Regions from separate parts of the Mus musculus genome. Here region 2 is linked to region 1. Evidence: chromatin contacts called from ENCODE Hi-C data. All regions are on one chromosome and are shown on one strand. Each heading gives the region's core, a stretch centred on a gene start or an enhancer-like site at or near the end of the contact. The rest is flanking DNA. Distances are from core to core; before and after follow the strand shown.

Evidence for each region. A loop is a pair of places that touch in the nucleus more often than their neighbours do.
Region 2: a loop to region 1 is called in a map of T-helper 17 cell, with 2.0 times the contacts of the local background. The contact joins the enhancer-like site here to the promoter of Il20ra in region 1. A Hi-C loop is called at or near these places in 2 of 37 maps with a recorded cell type or tissue (T-helper 17 cell and heart).

What each region holds. Positions count from the first base shown.
Region 1 is chr10:19,711,309-19,714,008 of GRCm38, reverse strand. Il20ra (interleukin 20 receptor, alpha) reads right to left here and starts at 1,422. Exons shown (of 7, transcript NM_172786.2): 1 at 1,279-1,422. The coding sequence starts at 1,375. The region is part of intron 1 of Gm33332 (a long non-coding RNA gene); the gene reads left to right.
Region 2 is chr10:20,103,537-20,106,236 of GRCm38, reverse strand. Map3k5 (mitogen-activated protein kinase kinase kinase 5) reads right to left here. Exons shown (of 30, transcript NM_008580.4): 18 at 1,972-2,077. Among named protein-coding and RNA genes, the nearest start is that of Map7, 66 kb to the left of the region's middle. Within about 2 kb of position 1,386, at least 1 of the 3 ENCODE cell types and tissues checked has a DNase peak (open chromatin) inside an H3K27ac peak, as active enhancers do.

The sequences.
Region 1 (2,700 bases), core at 173-2,672:
GTTTTCCTGTATTCATGAAGTACGTGTGGAGGTCGGTCCCATGCTAAATGCTGGGTCTCATAGATCAAAAAAAGCCCAGTGGTGTGTGTGTGTGTGTGTGTGTGTGTGTTTATGTGTGCGTGTGTTTGCTTTAGATTTTGCTGTTAAGTTAGGAGTATTGCTGCCTTCTAATATCATTTTGCCCAGTTAGTGAGCAAGTTTTATTTCTCACATTAACACCAAGCAAGTTCAGTATGGTAGCTCTATTGCACTCACTGTATGCAGAGATCTTCCCGTAATCATTCATATAGATGTATATGTATATGTGTGTGTATATGTGTGTATACATATGCTTGTCTCTCATCCCCCTTGATGACCATACTTAAATCTCTGTCTAGACCTTTTATAATAAACTTCAACTGTGCTTTAAAAACAGAAAATGAATTCATATCAGGGATATTTGAATAAGCCTTTTCACATTTGGCTTATCTTGGATTATTAAAATATAACCATATACTTGCATAAATTTAGAACTTAGAAAATAATCTTCTTGTATAGACTACACGGTTCAGAAACCGCTCCAAGGCCAGCGTGCATGCTTCCGGCCTCTGAAAGGTAGTGAGCATCATGTTTTCTCTGATTGAGGTCTCACTTTTTTTCCCCACTCGCTGGTTTTTCCAGGCTGGAGCACAGGTGCTTGAATCAATTTTATAAAATTACAATTGATATTTTGGGAAGCTTTGTGGCTGTTGTCTTTAATTGAAACCGTGAGATACCTTGCTGAGATACCTTGCTTTTTAAAGAGTATGTTTTTATATGGCAGAAAAACAGAAAGAAGGAAAAAAAAAGAAAGAAAAAGAAACTTTTAAAAAGTGAATCAGCTTGGCTTTCTGAATTCCAGCGGTTACGGTTTAAACTTTAAAACAACAGAGAAAATCCTTCTAGTGCTTTATGTCTTACTGTTTTATGCTTTGTTATTTCTCAGAAGTACGTATACGCACACGTCAGGATTGCCAGGAAAACGGGATGTGGCTTACCCTTTTGGGGCTGATTTGGCTTTTCCAAACTCTGATCCAAGCTCCCACAGGCTATGAATCTTGGACTTGCCAAGGTTTTAGTGCGAGCCGCCCCTTGCCATCACTGTCACCAGTTTCGAGGTACAAGTTTTGGGCCACTCAGGAGGGCTACTACCACCCCTGTACCCCCCAACCCCAGCTCGGATTCAGCAAGCTGGAGCCCGGCGTGGACCCTTTCAGGCTCCTGCCAGGTAGCCCTTGCCGAGAGGAGCGACTCTCCTACCTGCGCGTCCCGAAGCGGCCAGCAGCAGAAGCAGCGTGAGCAGCAACAGTGGCGGCGGGTCCGGGTGGCCCGGCGCCGGGGTCCCGGGAGTGTGCATGGGCTGTCAGTTCGGGTCACATCTCGGGAACGCGGCGTGGCCTCCCCGGGGCTCCTCTGCAACAGCGAGACCCGGGCGATGGAGCCCAGAGTCTGCTGTGCACAACCAGCTCCCCCTGCAGGGAGTCCACGCGAGGGTGGCTGTCTGGGTTTCAGTTCTGAGTCCACACAGGCTTCAGGGGGTGATGGAGAAGCCGATGAGCTCTGACTCAGTACAGCAGAGTCTTATCATTCACTTGAAATGTCAGGTTTCATCCCGGAAGAAGCTGGAAGGGTGAAATAGGTACATATTTCTCAACTTACTGTTAGGCATGCTGCTTACCCTAGTCGAGATTTCCTCCCCACACCCCGAAGTCAGGTATCTTTGCATTTTACAGAAGAGCAGATGCAACCTCAAAACACAATAGAAGTCTCCCAAATGGGAGAGGGCCATCCCCCAGCTAAGAGAAAGAAAGGAAAAGCCAGGGAACACTGTGACAGAGATGTGCAAGCAGACCTCAGGGCTCCTCCTTTCTAGGTAGCTGTAAACATTAAACACAATGCGAAAAGAAACAAATTAACCATGTACTTCAGGCAGACTCTCTCTTTCCTCCATAGACTCCTGTTGCAAATGCACAAATAAAGAGAAATAGCCCTAAAATTGAATCAACAGACATCTAGAAGAGTCTCAATAACTAAAAGAAAACAAAACAGACGAACAAAGAACCCCTTTTGTGGTGGAGGCAGTCAGAGATGCAGCCGTTTTTAGAATGCCTTACACTCCTGTTTTCACTCCTGTTTTTTTTCCGGCTCAAAGAGTCCTAAGAGTCTTGGATTGGATTTGAAGGCTTCTGGAGGGTTAAAGCAGACCCTGCTATTCAGTTGTGCTTCTAGTTCACACCGGTAGGGGGCCCTGGAGGAGGAGGGACAGGACCTGTTAGCTGTCCTAGTTTCCAGCTTCTTCAGATACACGAAGAATTTGCCTCGCTGGCTGGACCCAATTCTCATGGGTCCAAATCTCCATTTAGTGAAATTCCTTTATCTTCTGTGTAGTCATGTCTTCCTTTTGTTTCTCCAGCCTTAGGAGTGGAAACTGCAATCAGTAGCTACTAGTTTCAAACTTCGACTTCTTTTCTCAGTGATCGGTTCTCTGACATCTGCCTGTTAACTGTCATGTTTCTTTCCTTTCCTGCACAAACTGGGCTCTTACTGATTCATATGTAATCCCTGAAAAAAGTAAGAAGACAGTATGATAGCAACATATTCTTTTTATATCAATGTTAGGACATGTATGCATTTCTGTTTAAATATGACTCATTCATAGCCTTAAAGGAGCTAGCTCAAGCA
Region 2 (2,700 bases), core at 137-2,636, 390 kb before region 1:
TGCTTCCTCGATGGTCAGACTGCAGCGTGAGAAAGGGTGCCAGTGACAGCCAAAGTCTCGAGTGGCCCTCAGTGGCGAGAGACAGAGAAGAACGTGGGTGGGAAAGGTCTGAGGAGAAGGTAATTAACTCCACTTAGCATGTCAAGTCTAGCTCAAACCTCAGATCTATTACTAAACAGTTCTGTGACCTTGGGCAAGTTATTTAAACTCTTTGAACCTTAATGTTCTCACCATAAACCGGGATGATGTTACCTCCTGATTAGGGTTCATGTACAAATTTCAGTGTGTATGATGCACTGTGCACCCAAGCAAGGTATGCAGTCAGAGCAATAAACGATGACTCGCCCTGTCTGCCCCTCACCCAAATCAGCAGGAGCTGAAATCAAGCCAGGTCTTCCCACTACATTCACCAGAGCTGACGAGGTATCTTGACCTCTAGCCAGTCAGGACTACAAAGCCCACAGTGTTGAAAGGACCAAGACCTGCCTGCAAGCCATGGCTCTCAGATCAGCATGAAAGAGAGATCTGAGCTCCTTAGTCATACACTGTACACATCACCTTCATGTGTGGCCAGTGGGAGAGTTATAGGCTCAGGGCCCCGGTGAGGGCTCCTTCCCTACAGTGCCTTGTGGATTAAAGACAAATCTTCAAGATGAAAAGGAGGTATGAGATCAACATCCTGCCCACAAACATTGCAGAAGTAGGAATTATCATCTCCCAAGTCACTGAGTCTGGGCAACATCTAAATGGCTGCTTGCTAAGCTGAGAGAGAATGAGGAAAGAGGCGCAAACATGGAAGTTGCTCGTCGGTTGGAATTTATTTTAAAATACATCGTAAATATGGGTAATCCTGTGTCTGAAATACATTGTGTGGAGTCCAGGAGGTGGCGCAGATAGGAGGATCTGAAAGGCACAAGGGTTTCTCTCTCCTCCTTCCCACCTCCGAGGCCACCAGCACAGACTGCAGAGTAAGGGGGAGAGGAAGATGGACTGAGGTCTGCAGGCCAATGGCAAGAGCAAAGGTAGAGAGGAAACCCTGAGCTCCATCACAGACAAACTGCCCTGACCACCAGAGGTGTCTCCCACCTCTTTCCACTAATGTCCCACTTGCAAAATGGGGGCGCTTCTGTCTACCACAGGGGATTCAGAAATGGGGACATCTGGCCATTTTGCTTTACACTGAATCAAAGATTAGTCACTGACTCCTTAATTTTTTTTTTTAGTCAATCTCTAAATCTCTGGCCCTGCCCTCCTCCTCTAATAATAACAGAGCCCAATGCTCCTGGAGAGTTAGCATCAGAACATGGAACAGAGACATTCTGCAGGCTCGGTATCTAATGGGCAGTCATCCATCTGCTGGGCTCTGTTTTCCTCTTGGCTGTGTTCACCTTTTTGAAAACTGCTGTCTCCACCCTCCCAGGACTTGGCATCAGAGGCAGCTCAGTCACTGCGTTGCCCAATTTCTCATCTCCACCTCTTCCGAGTGGATGAGTCACTTCCTCTTTTCTGAATTGAAATCTTAGGGTTATTTATGTTGTGGGGGAGGGGAATTGATTCCTGGGAGAAAACAGACTAAGAAGGAGGGGAAACTGGAGCCCAGATAGGAAGTTGTTTGGGTATGAGTAAGAATCAGAGAGGCTGGGTGAGGGTATGTTTGTAAACAGCAGTCTCGTGAGGGTCAGAGTGGCTGTAAGCCAGTCAAGGGAAAAAAAAAAAAAAGGTCAGGAAACAAAAAGCAAGCATGCTGAGAGTGGGAAGTCACCTTCAGTGGTTTACACACAGGCTGAGCCACTCAGAACCCAGGAAGACAGGAGGGCAAGTCAGGCCCCGTACAGTTTTCCAGTGAGCATCAGGCAATCCCAGCATCAGTGTTTGTGAGAAACCTGACTTAGTTTATCTCTCACCTGACGCTGAGGCTCAGCAATTACATTCTTAATTATCCAAGATCTGTATCGTTCGGGAAAAGCGTACCTGTAAAGGTTTCGGTACATGGGTTTATGCCAGCAAGCCTCTTGGATGTCCCGAAGTCAGAGATCTTGAGCACACCACTGTAGGTATTAATCAATACATTGTCACCCTAGGGAAAGAATATTCCAATCAAAATGTTATCTTTTCACTGATGCTGTTTGTGGTTGACTTGAGCCTAATAAAAGTGCCCTTAGACCAAACAATGGCATTCATACTGTGTTCTTCAATAACAGTTTATCTCAGGAGAGAATTCCTTTCAATACAGAGTTCTTGATATAATTTTCATTTATGTTATCAGTTGTTTATAATCTTCTCTTCAGGTCACAGGCCAAACATGGCCCCCGAGGGAAAGTTCACCACAGTTTAAGCTAGCCTGGGTCACCTGTGGACAGTATCTATATAAATAACTTCCTTCACTTCCCAGGCACTCTTCTCTGTGGTGTTCCTTACTTTCTGTGGATTACCTAGGACATTTACGTTGGTTATAGGGTAGTGAGCAGGTGCATTAGAAACAAACACCTATAATACACACAGAACACTGCTGCCTGCTTAAAAGACCTTCAAAGTTTGGCATATGTCTCGGCTAACACGCTTGAAAACATATTTAAGAGAAACGAGTCACACAATCACTCCCGTTCTTCTAGGTAGCCCATAGTAATCTCTGCTCATTATCCTTCTAAGTTCTCAGTTCTGGCAGTATTATGTTCACCCTTTATCCCTTTGACCATGTGA